Linked DNA regions of Mus musculus: regions 1 and 2 are each linked to region 3. The links are chromatin loops, found by intact Hi-C in ENCODE. Cell type or tissue: heart. All regions are shown on one strand.

The links. Peaks named below come from ENCODE experiments on the same cell type or tissue, not always from the same donor. Only the 100,000 strongest peaks of a DNase experiment are listed, where the experiment ranks them.
Region 1: it touches region 3 in a loop (2.9-fold over the local background); 2 of 42 quality-filtered maps call a loop at or near these places.
Region 2: a loop joins it to region 3, with 2.5 times the contacts of the local background. A loop is called at or near these places in 3 of 42 quality-filtered maps.

What each region holds. Positions count from the first base shown.
Region 1 is chr4:81,576,090-81,584,089 of GRCm38, reverse strand. No RefSeq gene overlaps it. Among named protein-coding and RNA genes, the nearest start is that of Mpdz, 140 kb to the right of the region's middle. In heart, CTCF peaks have their summits at 1,608 and 4,967; a DNase peak (open chromatin) is centred at 3,299; H3K27ac peaks cover 2,364 bases.
Region 2 is chr4:82,538,402-82,546,401 of GRCm38, reverse strand. It overlaps Gm11266 (predicted gene 11266), which reads right to left. Exons shown (of 2, transcript NR_137202.1): 2 at 1-166. Among named protein-coding and RNA genes, the nearest start is that of Gm11266, 34 kb to the right of the region's middle. In heart, a CTCF peak has its summit at 4,073 (motif pointing right); DNase peaks (open chromatin) are centred at 4,101 and 7,861; H3K4me3 peaks cover 812 bases; H3K27ac peaks cover 2,767 bases.
Region 3 is chr4:82,061,580-82,069,579 of GRCm38, reverse strand. It overlaps Gm11264 (predicted gene 11264), which reads left to right and starts at 3,690. Exons shown (of 6, transcript NR_151604.1): 1 at 3,690-3,790. It overlaps Gm5860 (predicted gene 5860), which reads right to left and starts at 4,200. Exons shown (of 3, transcript NR_040659.1): 1 at 3,540-4,200. In heart, no CTCF peak of the experiment used is centred here; DNase peaks (open chromatin) are centred at 1,349 and 3,619; H3K4me3 peaks cover 989 bases; H3K27ac peaks cover 4,124 bases.

The DNA of each region.
Region 1 (8,000 bases), 490 kb after region 3:
GATGCTCCATCACACGTGCTTCTCCCATCTCTTCATCGTTCTTACTATGCCCCTCAATCATGCCCTACACTGTCACTTTCATTTTAAAACGTAGTTTCCACTTCTAATTGAGTACTCCAGGTGAGCTGCCACCAGCCCAGCCCACAGGCACTCTCAGCAACCTCTCCCCATGCCCTCTTTCTATTAATGAGTTATCATTATCTATTATGACATGTTCACTTCTGCACGCATGTTTTCTCTCATAACCTAAGTACTATGTATAAGGAGGAAACACCGAGAAGTGATATTTAATAGTTGCTTCATTCCAACCGCCCACCATCTCAGTGGGAGAAGGCAACCTGACTGCCTGAAGGGTAGGAAGAAAGGGCTAAGAGCTTCAGGAAGGGGTCATCCTGAGAAGTGTCCTGGTGGAGTAGGGGAGGAACATGGTCTGCTTATTCAATGTAATCATATGCAAATTACCATGTCTTCTGCAAACTTGCCTTTCATAGGCAACCAGGCTGCTCCCCCAGTACTTCAAAGTGGCTAAGGTGATCTTCACAAGGTACCAAACATCTGGAGGAAGAGAGGCTAAAAATGTCAACCAGATTTTGGAGGAAAGATAGAGTTGCTAATATAGACAGGCATAGCTGTCACTGTCCCTTTCCTTTCCTTTCCTTTCCTTTCCTTTCCTTTCCTTTCCTTTCCTTTCCTTTCCTTTCCTTTCCTTTCCTTTCCTTCCCTTCCCTTCCCTTCCCTTCCCTTCCCTTCCCTTCCCTTCCCTTCCCTTCCCTTCCCTCCCCTCCCCTCCCCTCCCCTCCTCTTTCTTTCTTTCTTTCTTTCTTTCTTTCTTTCTTTCTTTCTTTCATTCTTCCTTTCTTTCTTTTTATTCACTTTTCCAAGAACTCATGCAACTTCCTGTTTCTCCTTTATATCAGTTTCATATGCAGAGATAAAGAAGGGAGGGATTTTTTTTCACCTGCTGAGAACACACCCATGACAAATACACCGTCTTTCCTAAAGAGGCTCACTTTTTGTGGGTTTGAACAGTCAGATTTCCCTTCTGTGCATCAGAAGCACTTTGTTGTTCCCCATGAAGACAGACAACAGGCTGCTCTTACTCCAACACAGCTCACTTTAAACTGCCTCAGCGCAGCTCCTGAGCTCTGGTAACAGGGGTCTGGGAGTCTATGAAGCTAGATAACAGAATTGTGGTGTGGCAGCACTGAAAGAATTGCCTTTTATAGATATCTAGCACCCCAAGGCTGTTCAGACAAGTAAGTAAGTATAATGTTCTCATTCTGAATTTCCATGTCTTTCCAATTAGTAGATGGAAAGAGAGTGTGGGGGTGGGGAGGATAGAAAAGGCCACGTGGATGAGTTTCTGTAAATATGCCTTCCAGCCAAAACTTCGAGAGATTTCCTTTACACCCTGAATTTTGGTTGATTTTTGCAAGGAAATGGAAATGGGCATAGAACTAACTGTATGTGGAAGTCAGTCTGGGCTTTTTTATTTTAACATGAAAACTTTAACCTTGATAAGTAGAAAATTTCTAATTCCACTGAGGACTGGGGAATAAATATCTTGCTTTGAACTAAAATATAGAAATTCACAGCACCACCTATTGGTTTCAAAATAAATATTTTTTTTCATTTACTAATTATAAAGAAAAGTTTTTCAATGAATTCTTCTTCTGAAATACATCACATTTTAAATAATGTTATGATGGTGGTCTGGAAATATCCTAAACAAAGCACACAATTAGGAGATGAGGTAACATGACTTGTAAAAATAAATACAGATCGACATAACTATATACTCAGAGACTAGAAGTAAGGCTGCATGCAGACTGCCCTTTGAACATTGCGTGTATGAAGTTGTGCTGTTGTGTTTTGCTTTTCAAGCTCCCCTTTCAGTGCTGTTTCTAAGCTGATGGAGCTGTACTTTCTCCACCGTACAACTGGAGCAAACGGGTCTGCACTTGATTTCTCTCTTCGCATCGACCCCTAAAATCTAGGAAAGACATTACGCTCAAACGTCAATTAGTTCTCAGCGTTAGCTATTTCAGAATCTCCTTCACGGGGGTCTTTTACAAGTCAGCCTCATCACCAGATACCAGCCTCCTCTGCATCCTGGGCGTGTGTGCTTTCTACCCGGTGCTCAGCCTGCACATCTCTATCCAGAATACAGGACCGTTCCCAGAGAACCAGGAGGAAGGAAGTCCTCTCCGCTTTCCCATACACCAGGAAGCATATAGTTTCTATATTATGGAGGATAGTTCATGCAGACTCCCTTCTCCAACCTCAGGACAGTGCGGCAATACAAGGAGATCGCTTTAAGTCTACCACGGAACGTGGGAATACACTTTTCTTTGAACCTAACTCTTCCAAATGTATTACACGTTTAAATCTATTTTGTCATGATTGCGTTTGTTTGTTTGTTTAGGACTTCAAGTGATCTAGAAACCCTGAAATGCAGGCATCCTGGCCCTTGTCACTTCCATTGTGTAACGATTTGGGAATCCAAATTCTGTGGCAGAGCTTCAGACGGGACGGAAGGAGAACTTCCTTCACTTCGATGCCACTGTAAAGTGTTAAATGGTTTGATTCTGTTCACCTTTGTAAAACTGGAACAGGCACTCTTACAAGAAGAACGTCTGTATCTGAGAGCAAAGGAGAAGCCGCCGAATGACGGAACAGGGCTCCTAGGGAGTCAATCACAAGAAATTAGAGTCAGATTTATGTAAGGAAAAGAATTGTAAGGCTCAACTAATTAAATTATCCTTAGCAACTTAAAAATGGTTAAATTAGAAATTTCATGACTCAATCCAACATTAAGGTTTTTTTTTTTTTTTAAAGCACTCCAGCCATATTTAGGGGAAAAAAAGTGCAAAGAAGAGGAAAAGGAACTTTCTTACTCTACACTGTCAAATGGCTCATCCTAGCTCCCTCTGGGGTTGAGCATTTCAACCAAAAGCTTCGCTTCTCACTGAAGTGCCTGAAGGGTGCATTTCCAACTACCTGATTTAAATGAAACAGAATTCAAAATGGAAACCCTGATCTTTTTTGTGGAATTTTGAAATATTGCTATTTTGTCTTTTTTTTTTTTTTTTTAAAGGTCAAGAACATGAACATCATCGTGATTTGACTCAGAATCCTCTAAGACTTGTCTCATTTCGTATCTTGCCCCCTTGTATTTCCAAACAGACTTCTCACCAAGCAGCCTCCACACCCTCCCTGCGGGTCTCGCTCTCAGAGCGAGCCATAATCACAGGCTTCCATGCCCTGGCTGGCTTTTTGGCTCGGCAGGGCAGTTGCACTGCCAAGTTCTGCATCGAGCCCTTCATGGGTTTATCCTTACATGCACCTTAGTGACCTGATACATTTCATCTCTCCTCGTGCCCTCTTGTTGCTGTCTGGGCAGCCAAACGTCTACAGCTAAAAGGAAGAAAGCCCCTGACATGTTTTTGCCCTTTTCTCTGACAAACCTACTACTGGAGAAAAGCATGTTAGCAATAAAGGAAGGAAAGCCTGGGGTCAGCTGAGGCTGTAAGAGGCAGCCCAGCTGAAGTTTAAAGCGGCAACTAGTGTCGCGATTCCTGGGAAAATGAGAGATGTTGGTTTCAAAACATATAACACATAATCTGCCTCCAAACAGACTGAAAGCTTAGCTCAGACCTACCAGCTTCTCTTCTAAACATAAAACCAGGAAATTAGGCAAGTTTATTCCCTTTCCTTTAATAACGGACATTATCAGAGCGCTTCGGGGAACACAACCGTTTTTATGGAGTAAGAACCAGCAATTTTAAAACAAGAAATATGTGTGGGAACAGTGTTTATTTTTTTATACTTAAGTGCACATGCAGTGATTATTAATATTTACATACAGATGCACGTATGGAAATCATTGTCTTGGAAAGTGGTTAGAATCTAGAAACAATTGGCAGACAGAGAAAGGAAAACAGAACGGTCCAGTCTACCAAACCATCCCAGAGGACACTGCTCAGTAATGGGAAGGCTGATAACACAGCAGTGCTCCTGAAAACCCTGCAGAAGGGCAAGGATCCGTTAAGATTGTTACGGATTCTGATGTAAGATTTAGGGGACCTAAGTTCTTTTCAAATTGACTTCATGTGTGCACAATCAGCCTACAGCTTCAGGTGCAGGGTAGATATGTGTCTACTGAAGTCTTGGCAACTGGAGATAGCTGTGTTCCTTGAGGCTTGTTTGCTCGAGGGGGGAGAGATAGAGAGCCTTCCCTTTTGAAAAGACATTTGTACCACAAATGTGCCACTGTCCACTAACAGAGGCTGTGTTTTGTTACAGCTCTGCAGGATTCGGGGTGGATTTTATGCCGTTCAACATGCACACCGTGGAGGATTTCGCTTGTTTGGGTACATCAAGCAAGGAAAAATCCAAACCAAAACAAAAAGACGCACACAATCAACACACACACAAAACAGGATTGGGCTCCTTTGTTTGGTGTCTGCTGTAACCCAGATTGTGGCAATTATCTCTCTGGCTTTACAAGCCTTTTCTTTCATTCTAAAGGCAGTTTTTGGAATCACATTACACTTAACTCAGTTTAACAAATAAGAGTGGTCTGGCAAAATGGCACCATGTGCTTTCCACAAATATCTGTGGTATAGGCAAACTCTCAGTATTTTTATTATGCCCAAGCCTCTTTGGTTTAAAGCAAAAGGACCAATGCAAAGAAAAGGGAAAGCCCAGACTTGGGGACTTGGGGTGTGTTGGGGTCGCTTTCTGCACCAGAGTGAGAAGGGAGGAAAGATACATATTAAAAATAACTCGAGGAGGAAAGAGTTTGGAGAGGTTTGGAAGCGTTAGCAAGGCATGGTTTCCCCTGGTGTGAGCTACAGGCTAATGATAGAATAGTGGCATCTGGCAGGGGAGCCCCGCAAGGCTGACAATGAGCACACTGTAGCTAGCCTGTGCAGCTTCACACTCCTGCCTCCTCTGTAGTCAGGACAAAGAATTGCAGGACACAAGCAAAGTAAAAGGGGGTGAAAGGGAGTCTGCGCTCAAGTTTGCTGTAATACAAATATACATACACAGTGCTACAGATGTTCCTCATTGGCGAAGGCTGGCACATAATCATGCTATGTGCTTCATAATATTTTAATGAGCCTTTTCTCTAAATAGCAATGAAAATGAACAATAAGAAGCTCTTAGGGAGGGAAAGTTGGTACGTTTATATTTTTTTTTTCTGTCTATGGGGGAAAATTCTCATAATAGGTTATATTAGAATGGCAGGGAAAAAATACTAGACTGGGTTTAATAAAATTGTACTGTGTCTAAACTATGATTTCTGAAGCTAGTTTCTTTCTGTTTCTAACTTCAGCAATTTATTCAGGTTAAAGGAATAACAAAGCAGACAAGAGCATAGTTCTGGTGGGGACTTTTTCTCCCTCTGCCTCCTTTCTCAATCTCATTTAAAGAAAAAGAAAGAGAAAAACTTCCTCAAGTGGAGCCTTGAACAATGCCATTAATAGTTAATATATTGTGCCAGCTAAAGTCTTGAAATAAATAACAAACCACTTAATACGTGTTGTAAATACCGTGCTGACTTAAACATTGCTACACAAGGTTACATCTCTTCAGGGGACAGATGGGAGACTGGACCCCAGTGGAAGGGGCAGGGTGTTTCTTTTCCTTTCTTTTGCTTTATCTTTTTTTCATTACAGAAAAAATTTCAAAAAGAAGACTAATCAAAGATTGTTATCTACCATAATGCAACCAGATTTTAGCGTTACTACCCTTACAAAGAAAAGTTTTGTTTTGACCTTGGTCAGTATGCCATTTAAAACTACTACAATGAAAAAAAAAATCTATAACAAAATCAGAGTGTATATCTTGGTTAAGATGTAGCTCCTTGGATTGCTCTTTTAGACGATTTTAATTTCATGGGACAGTTTGGTTTCTTTGTTTGTTTGTGTGTTTGTGTGTTTGTTTTAATTCATAGGGAACAGAATGAGACACTTTAGTGTGTGAAGTGGTACGTACCGTTACAACAGTAAAGGCTGGCTGGAAGTTGCTGTCTGCAGACGTCCGTGCATACATGGCTGTCTTTCCTGGATGCTGCCTTAACTGTGGCTCCCTAACTCTGACATCGCTTCCTGTAACTATCCTAGCTCTCAATGAGTTGTTTGCACAACTGAGAAGACATTTTCTCTCTGCTTACCCATCTGTGTATGTCCCATTGTTACCAACCCTTGTTTAAAAGTAAATGCCCATCATAGGGGTCCCAGATTGCTAGATGAACTGAAAATCTTTAAGTTATCACCATGCCTTAATGTGAGGAAGTTGACAAAGTGGGCCCTGGGAGTATGCTTGTGTAACAACTTTTTGAGAAGTTTATGAAATATTACTTTAAGACAGCTTAATTGTCAACCCTTCAATATCTGCTTTTCTTTAGAATGTAAAATTATGTTAATACAAAAGACTGAAGACCACTACAAAATATGCCATGGCATATTCTAAAAGCAGAAATTAAGTGAGAGTGAATTATGATGAGTAGAGTTTGGGTGTCAAGTTTATTTTAATTTTTAAATTTTTTAGAAGTTGATACTCTGTGCATGACAGTTTTGTTAACTTAATTGGTCAGAATATGTATACAATCTGAGTATCACTCATTGCTAAGCCAAATGAATGTCCTGAACAAAGATCTTAATATATAAATTGAAATAAACATTTTAAAAATTGTCTATATGTAATATTTTTTTCTAAAAAAGATACAAAATACTCTCACGCCTTTAGATAATTACATATAATTTTCTCAATAAAGCAGGTTAATGCAAAGGTATCAAAGTATGCATGGACAGAAACATTTATTGAATGTGAAAAGCAAGAGTTGCAGAGCTGGTTCAGCCCTTGGCCCTGGCCCTTGGGGCTGTGTGATCTTAGGCAAGTTCCCTCCTGGGTCTCCTCATTTATCAGATGAACTGCGCATTTGCAGTCCTGGGGTCTTGGATTCAGCTCTAGTACAGAAATAGAGAATGGGTTTGTAATGTTCATTTAATCCAATGAATCTTTTATTTATTTATTGTTTGGGGGGTAGAGTGAGAGTCAGTTGAAAAACCATTTGCACCAAGTCTGGTTTCTAGGAAACAAGAAACCTTTAAAGGTAATCCAAAACTTCTAGAAGGGATTTAGAAACAGTCCAAGGACAAAGTGATGCCGGGAACTGGCCAGCAGGACCCAGGAAGGGAGCTGAGACCCTCAGCCTAATGTCCTATGTCTGCCTTAACATGGAATCCCCAGCAAATGCTGCTGGGACCATAAGCAAAGGTCTCTGCTCAAGGCTGCTGTGCAGTCTCTCAGGGGCAGAGCCATTGTGAAAAGTCTGCTGTTCACAACCAGTGTGCCACAGACTGCAAATGTCCGCAGGGATATACAGCTTCCTTTCTCTAGGCGACCAGGCTTTTCAGTCACTCGGTTATTTTAATCTTATTTATAAAATTAAATTAATAGTTTTTAAAAAATCAGCCATCATGGGTATTTTCTTGAGAGATGAGGCTATGTTTTCCTTTAGGCAGGCACCTCAGGCCCTGGCTACTGTTGTGGCGTCATTCAGAAGGTAGTGCCTCTCTTCAGAGTGTTCATGGAAAACCAAGTACAAAGGAACTTCCGTTCCCTAGACACCACTATCACTCTTTTGTATTGATGAACGGTAAACTGAAGACAATGTATATTATCCTTTAAGGGTAATAACACCTAGCAAGCTCTGCTCTTAATTCTGTCTACCTATCCCTGAGAGACTCTCCATTATTATAAACTCACATTTCCATCACTTACCCATGAAATTTTACTCTATTCCATCTCCCAAAACACAACACATAGGCATGGGATCACTTCCCGATAAGGAAGTAAGACAGTGAGTGTTGGGTCTAAGAATCTAGACCCAAGCGACCGTGCCATGAATCAACTCCAACAACAAAACACATTTTATAAGTAGAGCCAAAACACTTTCCAGCCAGCTATTAGGATGTAGGACTTCCTAA
Region 2 (8,000 bases), 480 kb before region 3:
TGCTTTAAGGGCTCTTTACACACAAACTACAGGGAAGAGTGAATGAAGATGAATCAGAGTTAGAGAGTTTGGGAAATTCACAGAGTAGAGGCAGGGAAGCAACTTCTGAGACACAGGCATGTGTCCCTCGAGTGACTTGGAAACATCCGTCCTGTGTGTCCTGGGCCTGCAAAGAAAAAGAGAGCTCTATATTAATGTATAGCGACCTTCTTCCAAGGAATGCAGAGTGTCTCAAACAAGTTTTCATTTATTCCCTGGAGGGAATAGGCATAAAACATGCATAAGAAATAACTCCTTTTGAAATTTACACTCTCTGGTTAGTGCTGGGTGGAAATACTAGCAAAGCAGACCTCGAGTCCAAACATTCCACTACCTTATTGTCAGCGTGCTTTATAAATCAACACATATCCAGAAAAGCAGGGGCCTCCAAAACAGCCCCATGGCCCGGTCTCACTGATAGCTGCAATACTTTAAATGGGATCTAAACCTTTTTCTTCTAGACTCTAACCTCCTGCTATGACATGCTCCAGGAAATGGAAAGATATCTTACTGTTCATCTATAGTACGTGACTAAGGCTGCACATTTCCACGCACAGGTGGTCCGAGGCTTATTTATCCTCCAAACTCATCCCAACTGGGATCCCTGTAAGGAACCTAGGAACAGTTCAGCATAGAGGGAGCAGAGGTGGGTTGTTTGTTTGTTTTGTTTTTTGTTTTTTTTTTTTTGTTTTTAATCTCAGTTTTATTTCTGATACTGTGATAAAAACACTCTGACCAAAAGTAATATACACCATACAGGGAAAGGGATTTATTCAACCTATAATTCAGGGTTATAGTCAATCGTTGTAGGGATGTCAAAATAGGAACCTGAAACAGCTGGTTACATCACGACCACAGTCGTGAATGCACACTTGTTCATTGGCTTGCTTATGCTCAAGTGGCTTTCTTCGCTCACACAGTTCCGAACATCTGCTGTGGCAATGGTTGGACCCACAGTGGGCTTGGTCTTCCCACATCAATAAGCTTAATTAAGGTAATCCTCTGTACTAACCCAATGTACACCATCCCTTATTGGAACTGTATTCCCGTGCGATTAGAGTTTATGTCAAATTGACAGTTAGAGCTAAACATAACACTTAACCCTTTATCAGCTTGACACACAAACATACCGCTTTTAAGCCAAAGTGTTCCACTCACCCCCAAAGTCTCACTGAGGGTCTGAGGGAAGAGTTCAGTTGACAAAGTACTGCCATGAATGCCTGGGGACCTAATCTGGATTCCCAGTACCTACATAAAGGTCTCCTGTGCTGATGTGTCTTTAATCTTGGTGCTGGGAGTAAGGGGAGAGACGGGAGGATCCCCAGAATCCCCTGGGCAGCCACTGTAGACCATGCATGAGCTCTCTATTTAGTATGAGCCACTGTCTCAAAAATAAGGTGAAGAGAGATTGAGGAAGACGCCTGACCTCTGGCCTGTACATATACATGTGTCTACACACAAACATGGATATGCATACCCTACACACAGAGATTAAAAATTAATCCAATTTTAAAAAAAAGAAACGATAAAATGATACTTGTAAGGTTCTTAGAGCTGAACTCTAAAACAAACAAATAAACAAACAAAAAACCCAAAACCCAAACAATAACAACAACAGCCTGGGCCACATTAGTTCATCTAAAAGAATCATATCTGTGGTTTTCCTTCCATCCCTGGCAAAATTCTGGGTTCTATAAATTCTTTCCCAGTGATTATTAGGGATGGAAAATCTTAATGCAGTTAGAACAAAAAATTCAATGCAATATCCCAAGGTCACTGTAGCCCCCAGCCATGTTTTATTTGGGCTCCCATAATCTTAATATACACATCACTTGCATTTCATATCATTTGTCACTAGACTAGTTCCATGATGTCCAGAGGCCTAGTCACATATGAAAAGACAAGATCCCTGTTGGAAATTAAGAATTTGAAGCTGGAGAGAGCAGCACATCAAGACAAACATGGACCGCTTCTAAGTCATGGATCTTGTGTGACTGCTTATGTTGCACACCCATAAAGCCAGCTCTCGTGCCAAAATTTAAAAATAAAAGACTCTCACACTGGAAAATCTGTTGACATGGGATCTGTATCTCCAAATGGATGCACATAATTGGCTCCTGCCACATACCAACTTGCTTTAGTTTGATGGAACTGCCACAATCAAATGCCACAAAATCTAGCAGTTTAAACAAAGGCAATCACCTCACAGTTGGAGTCTCACATCTGAGACCAAGGTTATCAGCAGGGTTGAGGATCTTTCCTTGGTTTATATCGGGCCTCTGATCCTTGCATCTGGTTCCTTGTCCTTGTATCTTTATATGGTCTCGCTCTATACACATTTCTGTCAACCTTTCATCTGTTCCAGGCCAGTTACCCTAGATTAAGGCTTACCTCACTGAGACACAATTATGTCTCTAAAGAACCTGTCACGTGGGCCTGATGACATGGCTCAGCAGGTGCTTGTTGCCAAAACTGATCATCAAAACTGATCATCGTCTAAATTTGATCCCTGGAACCCAAAAAGTGGAAGGCCAACTCCTACAAGTTGTCCTCTGGCCTCCATAAGTGCATACACACAACAAATAAACAAGTAATCAATGAACGGAGTTTTTAAAAAAATGAACCTATCTCCAAATACAACCACACTCTGAGGTACAAGGGATTAGAACGGTAAGGTGAATTTTGGAAGCACGCATTTTAGCCCATAACACAGTTGTTTCCTTTAATGGGGGACACAGTACTCCAAGTCACTGCCATTAGCCACCTGGTAAAGCCTTCTCACCCAGAGTCTTCCCTTTGTGAGGCAGGAGTCAGTTACACAAAGCATCTCATCTGCATGCTTTGTGTAACATTCTTTTTCCTGGCTTACCTCTCTCAGAGGGAGACCGGCTCCTCCAGACCCCATCTCATACGGGACAACAACTGCACCCTTTCTCTTCATAGCTACAGAACTAAGGCTGCTGCTCAAGTATTCTTTACGGGGCAATCATGAGATCCCTAGTAGTGATGATAATAATAATAAACTGTGCCCATTGCACAGAGATAACAGTTGAAAGGCAGTGCAGAAGGAAGGGGCCGCCTGGAGGCATAACCGACTGCTCACGTCAGAGACAAGACATACAGGTTTGAGGAGTGGAAAACTCTCAGTGGCGCCATAATTCTTCCCCGGGGCTGATCACCTGACTAGATGAGGAATAGCTGTAATTGTTGATGGCAACTCAGTCTGGTCTTCATACCTATTTGCAGAAAAATGTTAGCCAGATTATAGCTGAAAACCCTGCTAATTCTGGAGAAGTTTTTGGTCTAGTGCCTAGAACAATTAAAGCATGTATTCACACCTACCACATGCGACACTGAGCAGAATTTCCAGCACAACACTTAGTACTTTATTTTTAAAAGAAATAGCAGAGACTGAGTGGTGCTCGCTCACTCTCCAGCTTCCTAGCTGGGTTTTCACTTGAGACTGGAGGGTGAGGGGCTTCTGAGCTGAAAAGAGATATATTTTTTGCGCTTTTAGAAAATCTTTGCTCAGAATCAGGAAACTTTGGATGCTAAAATGTGCCTGCACCTGCAAAGAAATTAACAAATTCCATTTGCAGGGCTCCGAGAAAAGATGGCTCAGTGTACCAGTTATTCAACCCTGGAGCTTAAGGGAGCCCTTGAACATCTTATTCAAAACTCTTTACTTTTAAGAGAAGGAATAAGGGGTTCTGAAATTTTAAATGGTTCCCCTCAAACCAGATCATCACCCACAAGGCAGAATTATTGTTTGCAGACCAACCAAAAGGGTTTGCTTTTAAACAAGCTTTGTCCTGCTAGCCTAAATTTTATGCAAAGAAAACCAAATAAAATACAGTAGCCCGCATGCAGCACACAGCTCTCTCTAGAGCAGTCTCTACTTGGACTGCAGAATTGAGAAAGGAAGGTCAAATTCCACTCCAAGGTGCTTAGCAAACAAAAGAAACTTTTCTGTGGTTGGTTTAGGAAGCTCCTGGCTGCTGGTCTCCACACAGCTCTCTGGAATCCGATATGAATCTAACACCAGAGGGCGCAGTATCCTTTGTCCTGGTGTCCTTCAGAGCCTTGAGACAGGCTCTGAAGCCTTGCTGGTCTTAAGAAACTCGATTTTCCTCTACTTACACATTTCTTGGAACCAGCTGAATCCCCAGGCTTCTTCATCTCATCTCCTTCCTTCCTAGAGGCCACCAGATTCTCCAAACAGTCTTGTGTGCATGCTGCAGGCTTTAGCAGGAAGGACTAGCGGCCTTCCCATGGCTGTGTCTCTGCTAAGCCTAGGAGACCCTACCAGTGGCCTATTGTCACTTCTCATCATGATCCAAAAGAAAGATGCAAAGCAAAAAAAATTTTTAAATCAGGACAAAATGAGCATCACGTGAGAAAAGGCACATATTCATTCTTTCTACTCACAAAAGAAACGTAATAAATGAAAGAATTGTTCCTGGGAAACTGTTACCCTCTTACAGGCATGTGTCCCCAACAGTCTGTGACTAGCTTTTGGTAGTAAATACTTACCAAAGGGACAGGCCTAAGCATCTGGGGGGTGGGGGACACACCTCTGCTACTCTCGGTCACCCACTCAATACAGTGTACCTATATCTCTCTGTGCCCTAACCAACTTCAGCAGGAAGAAATCTACTCCACACATGCTAACGTCTTCCCATATGAGATACCCTGCACTCCTGTTCCCACAGATAAATGAGCATCTCCTGTAACCACCAACCACCAAAAGCACAGCCTTCTGCAAAGTCCCCAAATTTGCTGTATGTGGCAGCTCAACCTTTAACCTCAGCACTCAGGAGGCAGAGACAAGCAGATCTCTGTGAGTCTGAGCCCAGTCTGGTCTGAATAGCCAGTTCTAAGAGAGAGACAGCTCCCCCTAAAACAAAAACAAAAACACAATTTTCCATTGTTCCATCTGCATAGAGGATCCTAAAGACATCTTAGAAAAAAAGCAATTACATTTATAGAAAGAGGATTTAAATTTGCACAGCCCCTTTTCTTATCTCTCATTGAAGTCTCCCAACAACTCTAAGAGATAGTCAAGGAAAGCCATAGCTTAATGGGCATTCCCCAGCCCTGGCTACCACAGGATGGAGGCAGCCTTAGGGTCTTGGTCATGAAGCTTGGAGAGGAACAGTTTATACAATTACAAGGCCTAGGACGTATACAATTATTACAGATAATTAATATGGTCTCAGTGTCTGAAAACATGTAGCAATTTTGGCTCCTGAACAGGACAGAAAGAAAAAAAGAAAGAAAGAAAACAAAAAGCTGCTATCAACTCTCGTCTTGTAACTTTTTTGATCACAATGTTTCACTCACAAATTTCACATACATCTTATTAGTTCACAGAGAGCAATGGGAAGGGCTGAGCCTGGAGACAGGCAGCCATGTTGTGTTTACTTGAGAGCATTTCTCTTCGACTCATAGAAAGATGATAGCATTTGTCAGGTATATACTCGGCCACTGAGATGAAAACTATAGGTGGTATTTTGGGAGGAAGAGTGAAGCTGAAGGCTTTCACTTTCAGTTTATGTTTTTATATTACTTGAAGAAATTTGATTTATGCCTGTCTTCCTATTATATCTTTTACATTTTGCTGGGGCTAATGAGACTCGTCAGAGCTGCTAGGAAGATGACTTATGTAACATGTCTAGATGGCACGTGCTCTGGCACACAGTTGATACCCACTAAACAGTAGCTCATTGTCAGCTTCTGTACCTCCTTCAAATTGAGCAAATGAACTCCAAACTCAAGATGTTCTGAGGCTGCTCCAGGCCCTGCTCTCAGCTCCTCCCACATCCTTGGGTCAAATCTGCCCCCTACCCCTCCCCCCCACCCCCACCCCCCCCCGTGCCTCAGTTTCTTCAAAATGACAATACAGAGTTGGGTTTAGAAAACTGTGCGGAAGCCAAGATGATCTGTTCCTCACCCAAAATTTCCTGAGATGCTGTCTACAATTTAGCCACACTTTGCAGGAGGATTGCCTCTCAAGCTTGGGCTTAGCAGATAGAATGCTTCCTAGGAGAAACTGCCCTGCAGGCTGTGCCGAGAGGGGCCAATCAGAGACAAAGGAGCAGTCTCCAGGACAAGTACAGAATGTTAGGGAGCTGATGACTTCTGAGCCTTGGACCTTAAACAAGTCATCATCTTTGAGGGGAGGTGGGAAAGGCCTTCGGATGTTTCATGGGTGCAGCTATCCACACAAACCATCTCCAGAGATGAAGAATGCCCTCAGTGGAACAGAAGGGGCATAACTGAAGGTTGGGTCATCCAGGGAAAAGTGACAGCTAGCACCTCAATTCCCTAGGGTGAATCCTGTCTTAGGATCCAGGACTGAACCCAGCAGACCTTCCCTAATCAAACGCTCCCCTCTGGCTTTAAACAAAACAAAAGGAACCTACTGCTCATAAGAGATGAGCTAAACGCCTCTCAAATTTCTTCCACTGGACCCCTTTATCTGAACAAGCACACGGGGGATAGGTGGCTAAGGATAAACCAGACTCTTACCTTGCTTCCCTTTAACAACTGGTCTTCAGGGACCCATCTGCATGTGTACTACACATGGTTTCTAAAATCGAACAGAGGTCTGGGATCCAGCTGAGACACTCTGCTCTCCTCTAGAAAGAAGAATTTCTAGGTCTCTGCCTTTGGACTTTAGGGGGCTGAAGGCAGGTAGCCTGATCATTGGGAAGGTTGTGACTTTCTTTTTGCCTGCCCGGGTCGTTTGCCTTCCTCCTATTTAAAGCAGCACCGCCTGTCACGGCAGCTTGGTGCCAATATTTGTGGGCAGATTTTCTGACATTGTAAGGAGGGGTGTTTATAGCAGATGGGAAGCCCTTTCCCAAGGCCATTGGGCAGAGTAGAAATCAGTTTCACCCACACCCAAAAGGAACCCTTAATCCCCAGTCACAGTCAGCACCAAAAACACAATCTCAATCTCTCTCTCTCTCTCTCTCTCTCTCTCTCTCTCTCTCTCTCTCTCTCTCTCTGTGTGTGTGTGTGTGTGTGTGTGTGTGTGTGTGTGTGTGTGTGTGTGAAGGAAGGAAGGAAGGAAGGAAGAAAGGAAGGAAGGAAGGAAGGAAGGAAGGAAGGAGAGAGAGTTCCCTGTCTTTGAATTATGTGGGCAATGCCTGTTAGAATTGCATCTTCCTCTAAAGTCCCTACTACCAGCATTACTTGCAGCTCTTAGGGCATCTAGAATAACGGTAGCACAGTATACCGACACCTGGAAGACCCTTTTAATGAGACCTTGAGATAGGGAGAAGATTTGCACCAAGGAGTAGGCAGGTATAAACAGCTCCTGCTGGTCTCCAGAGGCAAAAGCCAATAAATAAATACCGCTCCAACCAGCACATTCTGACAACGCCTGTTCCATGTAATTCTGTACTTTTAGAGAACCGCCAATGGTTTTACGTTACAAGTCTTTTTCAAAGGCATCCCCGAGTCTGACCCACTTGTTAAAAAAACGTCTCCGTTCTTGGTTTTCTACATGGTTCTTTTCTGTACCCACTTTGTATCTTCAGTAAGCAGCATTGTTTATTATCCTTGTGTCTGTGAGCCCCCTCCCCACCCCCATTGAACTGAAATAAAGCAGGGGCTTCGGAGCGGAGCGCTGAAAATTATTCCAGGCTTCTCGGCTGAAGAGGGTCTCTTGGCAGTCCAGAGACCCGCTTGGAGAGAGCCCACCCGCAAGTGTGCGCTCGAAAAGTTTGTAAGAGTTTTTGCCAAGGCACCCGAGAGGTCCGGGAAGCCCAAAACTCTGGCTGGTGACCCAGCATGGAAAGATGTAAACAGAGAAGGGAAGTGTCAGGAAGGACGGGGAGACAAGCTACTTGCGGGCAGATCAAGCGAATATTGCCAGGATGATTAACTGCGGGTGGGGAACCTGCGGTGCGCAAAACAGATCGGAGACATCTTCTAGTTCCGTGGCTCAATCT
Region 3 (8,000 bases):
GCTACATTTGTCATTTTGTCTGCTGAGGGTAGTATTATGTTGTTTTGACTCCTACGGTTTTGTAATATATTCTAAAGGCAGATGACACAATGCTTACAGTTTTATATTGGTTGTTTGTATTCTTTTTAGGCTCTAAATAGAGTCTAAGATTGTTCCTATTGTTTCTGGGGGAAATATCACTGGAATTTCAATGGCATTGTACTGAATGTGCACATAACTTTGGGTAGCACAGATATTGTACAAGTATTAATTCAAATTCAAAGTGGGAATACCTACGCACTTTTGTCTTCTTCAACTTCTTTCAATAGTATCTTATAGTTTTCAGCATAAAAATCTATCAGGGCCTCCAATAACTTTATTCCTAGGTATTTTATGATTTTACTTCACTTTACTGAATTTTATTTCGTTTGTATGTGTAATATATGTATACAGTTTTGAGTGTGTGCACCTGTGCATATGCATGCTCAGGTTACACGTTAATGTCAATGTCTTCATAGGTTGCTATGAAGATTATGAAGATTATGAAGATTTAGGTTGCACTTAAATCTTCTTTTTGAGGAGTTTTACACATGATCTTGTAGCTCATCAATTTAGCTAGGCTAATTGGCCAGTTTGCTCTATGGATATTCCAGTCTCTTTCTCTGCAGTGTTGAGAGTAAAGATGTGTGTTAATGTGTGGCAGCACCCAGCTTTTCTCACTTGGGTTCTGAGAATTTGAATTGCAGTCTTTATACTTGTAGGCCATACAGTTCGCCCACTGAGTCATATCTTCACCTCTCTTGTTTAATCATTTTAATGCCATTTGAGATGGTGGCAGTGCCACTGATTGTCACATTTACTTTAGGTGCTACAAGCTTACTGAGTGAGGTTGTCAGTTCTTACCGTGTTTAGAACACTCTAGAGTTATGTTTCTGACCATGTCATCAGCGAGCAATATTATTTCTCCCTCTCCTGTTTATATGTTATTTATTTTTCTTAAATACTCTGACTAAGGCTCATAGACATTTTATTTAGCATAAGAGTTCATAAACTTCAAGCAATGACATTTAATTTTTCTTGTAACCCACATTTTATAAGCATTAGAACTCTATCATCTATCTATCTATCTATCTATCATCTATCTATCTATCTATCTATCTATCTATCTATCTATCTATCTATCTATCTATCCATTTTCATCACTGAAGCTAGGAAAAACCAGTTGGATATAGTAAAACCAATATAGCAAACAGAAATGCTTCAAATGGCCAGAGAAGCTTGTCACCACCTGTCCTGCCATGGCTGTCTGTGATAGGAAACAGGCACAATGGCACATCAATGCTTGGTTTTCTGGATATTGCCAAGACACTCATAGAGGTCACTATGCTGCTGTCAGAGTTAAAGCTGCAGGGCTAAGCAAACTTCAGCGTATTAGAAAGCAGCAACAGACGGCCTTATCTGGTATCAATGGGAGGAGAGGCCCTTGGTCCAACGAAGGCTCAATGCCCCAGTATAGAGGAATCCCAGGGCAGTGAGGTGGGAGTGGGTGGACAGGGGAGCACTCTCATAGAAGCAGGGGGAGGGGGATGGGATGGGGGATTTGTGGAGGAAAAACTGGGAAAGGGGATAACATTTGAAATGCAAATAAATAAAATATCTAATAAAAAAAGAATTGATTAAAGAGAAAGCAGCAACAGAGAAACGCTTCACTTCTTAGTCCCCTCTTGGTAGCAAGCACTCCTTCAGGATACAAGACCCTCAGCGCTCACAATAACCACTTAAGCAAATGGAGCCATGAGAAGGGATTCTGTGACCGAAGAACTGACTTTCCATGTTTATTTCATCTTAATTATTTTAAATTTAAAACACTTATACTTGATTCAGATTTTAGGAAATATTTAAGTACTTTTGGCACAACTTGTGTATGTGAATCTATTTTTTTTCAACTGCAAGTCTTGACAAAGCTAAATATAAAGTGAGTATTTCTTATGAAAGTGCACTGTCTCAGTGTGTAAAATCCACATTGGCTTTTAGAGACTTAGTAGGAAAGAAAATAAATGTAAAATATTCCATTAACATAGATTTGGTGACTAGGTCTTGAAATGATAATATTTTGGATACATCAGATTAAAGAAAATGTGTTATTATAATTAATTTCCCCAGCTTCTTCTCTGCCTTTTGGAAGTGTGGCTACTTGCAAGTCTAAATTACAGACATGGCTTGCATTACATTTCTGTTGGACAGCATGAATTGGGAGGTCTTTTGAAAATCTCGGCCATGTCACTGAATTGTTAAAATACTCCAAGACAGTAGCCCCTGCCTCCAACCCCCTTTGTAGGAAGGGTAATGGAGTGAATTTTTAAAAAAGTTTTAGCAAACTAGAGAGATGGTTCAGTGGTTAAGAGCACTGATTGCTCTTCCAGAGGTCCTGAGTTCAATTCCCAGCAACCACATGGTGACACACAACCATCTGTAATAGGATCAGATGCCCTCTTCCGGTGTGTCTGAAGACAGCTACAGTGTACTCACATACATAAAATAAATAAAATCTTAAAAAAAATAGTTTTAGCCTTTGAGGAATTATGGAGCGAATGAGGTGAAGCCAGGAAGGAGTACAGGCCAGGTTGGGAAGGCTCTCTTCCCCTCTCCTCTTGGCTGTGTAACTCTGTGCAGCTTTCTCTCAAAGAGGTGGAGAGCTGGCATGCTTTGTCTCTTGAGGCTTCATAACAAAGTTTATAATCAACGATTAAAACTCAATTTATAATCAACGATAGAGAGAACAAGAATACCTTCTCTCCAAATGGCAGCTAGTGGAGTACTGCAGTTTGTAAAAGGAATGAGCAACAAACCCATTTATGTGAACAAAGGGAGTTATAACAATGAAGGCTAAGATGTACTGGTAAAGGAGAGAGAGAGAGAGAGAGAGAGAGAGAGAGAGAGAGAGAGAGAGAGAGAGAGAGAGAGAGAGAGAGAGAGAGAGAAATTAGATCTCCCAAAGGGCTCTGAGTATGATTAGCAGAAGCAAGAGTTATCTAACAGGACTAACGCAGGCTTAGGAATTCTCAGAATTGCATCCACCCTATTAATACTATTTCATATACGGACATCACAAAGAATGAAAATCTTCCCCCTCCAAGCACATTTTTGATGTTATTAATCTCAAATCAGCCAGTTCCCCGTCTTCTCCTTATGTCCCCATCTTCTTCCTTCTCTCCCCGTCTTCTCCGCGCAGTGGGGCACAGAGTCACCAAGCCTTTCTTCATCCCTGCATCATCAAAAGCAAAGCATGGCTAGAGTAGATGCAAGTGAACCATCCGCATTGGCACGCTCTCCTGTGAGGGAAAGACTCACAGAGAGCAAGACGGGCAGTTAGCACATCATTTCGTCCACAGAGATAGGTGCCAGCTGCATGTCTTGAAAAGCTCAGCTATCTGCTCTGTGACTTGGTCTGCCTTTGCCTCTTTCAGATTCAAGCACTTGGGGTTGGCGGCGCTCAGTACTTCAGTAGTGCCTAGGACAAAAACAAAGAGAACAAAAATTGTGCCCGGAGGACAGCATACCCGCTTTTCCCAGGGGAATCCTGAAACCACTTCCTCGGATGTATTTTCTGTGTCATCGCAGGAGACAGGGGAGAAGGTATCCCTGCCAAAGCCACATGATGGGCATTCTGTGGCCCAGCTTTCTGGCTCTCCCCAAGTCCTACCTTCCCCATTCTGACCTTCCACTGTGCAGAGAACAGACCTGCCAGAGAGCCTTGCTATTTTTACTTCACTGCGAGGGGATCTCAGGTTACAAATTATATACGGATGAGGTAAGTTCCAGGTAGGCAGACTCATGTTTCCAATTTAGCTTGGCACTGATTTTGAACATTAAACAGTCCCGCCCCAGCCCTCCCTGTTTCCACTCTCCTCCCTTCTTTGGCATCTCATTTCATCCCCGCTTCTTAGGGTCACTTTCTTTTCCTGCTGTGTCCCTCAGCTTTCAGGCTGCGTGAGGGCAGGTGAGGGCTACCAGGGAGAGTTAAGTTCTGGACAGATAAGATTGACTCCTACTTCCGATTACTGAGCTGTAGCAGCAGTGCACCCACCTTCTTTTGCTATGGTGGATATTTGTAGTAAAGTTTAGAAGTTTTCCATCATTTTCCTTCGTGCAGTCACAGTTAAGCCCCGAGACAGCTTGAAGAGGTTGGGATTGCTGTAATTATCTACGGGTTGCAGAATGAAAAAAAAAAAAAAAAAAGCCAGACTCAGAGAAAGCTAGTGTTTTGACTGGAGTACATAGGCAAGATAAAGAGCAGAAATAAAAAGCAGGAATAAGACCCTTCTGGGCGGTCGACCTCCTTTAAAACCCCGGGTCTCTTGAAGAAGAACACAACTTTCCTCCTCTCTAAATTTCCCTTTCCTTCCATTATTCTTCAGTCTCAACTCGGTTGGACTTCAGTTGAAGTCTCCTTAAGTCTCCTCAAAGTTACTTGCAAGACAAACACAGTGGGTCTTTCCTGCATTCCTTCTGATGAATGTAAAATGTTGATGTGAATTTAATTAGAATGGAAGTTTTCGGAATGGGAGCCACTAAATTTAGGCTAAAATAAACAAGGGTTATTAAGAGTCAGAACTCAAATGCTTGTTAATTTTGCTCCTAATGCTAAAGGTATCCATTAAATGGTATGCTCATCTTCAGGGAGTTTATAGTATAATATGTACGGAAAATTTTAAAAATAAAACAACATTATTCCCAACCAGAATCTTGCAATGAAGGAGAAAACTTGAATTGCTCCTAGGGAAAGAAATAGCTTTAATTTAAAAAGAATACAGCTTTGAATTTTGGGACATCGTGCATACTTGTTAGAGATGTAGACATTTGCACATATCCATGAACCCAGTGTAGTGTTTAACCCTTCTCTTGGCTTATTGGGGTACCTGTTTAAGACTCCTTGACTGTAGTATTGGAGTCCCTTTAGAGGTGGGTGTAGTTTCTTGTTCATGAGCTTCTTCATTCTCTTACATGTGTAGTATAGACAGTTCACAATATAATAAAGTGAGCATGGAATGAGGCAGGGTCTGAGCAATTTTTTTCAGTGTATCTGTGTCCCTGTTTCCTCATTTATAAATTTGGAATGACAAGTAAGGCTACATTAAAAGTCTATGGACAGCATTGCATGGTTAATCTCTAAAAAGCACTTAGAATGACTTTAGTAAATAATGTTTGATAAAGACAGACAGGGAAAGCTACAAAACCTGTGACTTGGAACAGAGATCCACCTCCAAGATAGACTGATGCAGTAGTGACTCAAATGGCATGAGAGGAACCAATAACTTTTTAAATTGTGGGAGAATTGAGGGGAGGGGAAAAGAGGAAACATGATCAGATATGGGGGGCAGGAGAGAAGCCCTGAGAGTCAGCAGAATGAATGGAAATATGCAATCTCTGGAGGTGGGAAGTGGGGAGACCCTCTAGAAAGTATCAGAGACTTAGTATGTGAGACTATCAGGACTCAAAGGGAGGGACCTTAGATGAAATGCTCTACAGTGGGAGAGGGACTATATAGAGTCCATCTCCAGTAGAAAGACAGGGCATCAAGTGGAGAGATGAGGATGTCATCAGACAGTCAAAAACTCTGACCCAGAACTGTCCCTGTCTAAAAGAACTGTAGGGACAAAAATGGAGAAGAAACTGAGGGAAAGGTGGTCCAGTGACAAGCTCAATTTGGGATCTATCTCAAGGGGAAACTCTAGCTCTGACACTATTACTGATGCTATGGTGTGCTTACAGACAAGAGCCTAGCATGGCAGTCCTCTGAGAGGCCCAACAAGCAGCTGACTGAAACAGGCACAGATGCCTAAGCCAACTGAAGCCAGGGACTCCTGTGGTTGAATTAGGGAAAGGCTTGAAGAAGCTGAGGAAGATGACCCCATAGGAAGACCAGCAGTCTCAACTAACCTGGACCCCTGAGATCTCTCAGACACTGAGCCACCAGCCAGGCAGCATACACAAGCTGGTCCGAGATGCATATGCAGCAGAGGTCTGCAGTTGCAGGATTTTCCTTGTCCAATCACATCAGGGCAATGGGAGGCCTGTGATTGGACAAGAAAAAGGAAGGTGGATTTAAGAGTTGCAGAGTCAGGGAGTATCTCAGGGTAGGAGAAGAAGGAAGATGGCTGATGATGTGAACCTGCGTGGTGTTTTCGAGCCACAAGTAATTATGATTTCACAAGGTTAGAACTACTGGGATAGAGCTTTTATTATTATCAATTGCTCTGAAATTATTGTATTTACATTTTGTAAACTGTGATATTATTGATACATAAATCTGACTGGTTAATTAAGCTTTGGGAGTCTCGATTCTACCTGGTAATTGGGTATTAAGATGGCTGACAGTGGGGTGTGTGGTTGTCGTTTCACATGGATGAAGCAATGATTTCATAGACATGAGAGAGCTCCAGTGGTATTTATCATCTCTGGTCTCCTTTCTAGCATAGATCAGGCAATGTTTGGGGAAGGGAGTAGGTTCTGTGTTGGAGAACAGCAGAGAATGTGATGAAACCCCATGAGATTAGCAAGGTAAGTAGTGCCAATGGGAGAGACATTCACAAGCTACTGAATTCCTCGGACTATGTCGCCCCTCTCCTTTCCTCTGAATCACTTGCAATCCTGGAAGGGAATTTTAGGTGTGATAACCTCAGTTTGTCCTCTCGTTGTGCTGGGTCCTGGCATATATCATTGTTGATGACAGCCTCTTCCAGACTGACTCATTGATTCCTTGGAAAAAGAAGGAATGGGAGGGGTGCCTGCTAATCCATTCATTCAATTGTTTTTCCGTACGATAGAAAAGCAAAACATGTCTTCTAATCTGAGTGTTTTAGTATTGAGATCATCTTATTATCTTTTTTTTTTTTTTGGTGCATTTTCTTAATGCATTGAGGTATAACTTATGTAGAATAATTAGTCCCATTTTAAACAACAGTTTGATGATTCTGGCAATTATATATAGCCATGTAACCAATATCACTGTCAAGTTCTCTTATATTTTCAGAATGGCCTCTGTTACCCCACATCCCTGAAGTTGGTCACCTCTGTGAGGTACTATCTTTAGTCTTCCTGAGTTCAGCTGATGTCCTACAGTATGGTGCTTTGGAGAATTATCCCTGTTCATTGCTTTTTATAGCTGGATATTTTGCAGAGTTGATGACCATACAGTTTCTTTACATAGCAGACTATGTAAAGATGCCTGTATGCTTCAAGGGCTGCTATTAGTAATGCTGCCCTCATAAGCCTTCCAGCACATGAGTCATTTTGAAATACATGTTTATTTAATTTAAATCACTATCAACAAAATGGGTAATGGGGTAAGCATGTATTCACCATCATAATTGTCTGGTTGTTTTCCCAATTACTTCACCACTGGTCAGTGAAACCAGCAAGGTATGCCAGTACCACTAGCTCTGCCGTTACCTTATTTTCCTAACATTTACTGATGCTCCATACTCCACAGCTGGTCATCTGTTTGCCAGGTGCTCGTCTATCTTGTTTGATGAAAGTTGATTAAATGTTTTGCTTACAAATCACTTCTTAGAGTTGCATTCTTACTAAACTATGTATACTGTATTCTAGACACAAAGGTTCTACCTAATACAAGCTTTGCATTTTCTGCCAGTCTGTCTCTGTGTCACTCTTCTCCATTATTGTATATGCAATTCATTTATTGTATTTTTCTTTTTTCTTTTTGCTTTTGTATCTGCATTCTTTCTGATCTGCTTAGGATAACAGTTATTTCATTTACAAAGATGTTTTTGCTAACTTTGCAGCTTGAGATCTCATTTTCAACTCATATTTTCTATAGTATACTTTAGTTTTGTTTCTGTTTTGTATATATCTTATTTAATTTTTTCTCATGAGAAAAAAATTATCACCATGTTTTTTAAAAAATATTCATTTTTGGTTGAATCATCTTGGGAAATCTTTGATTTAAAAAAAATGTAGTCGATGGTGTGTTTGATCTTACTCCTGAGTCTTGCACATTG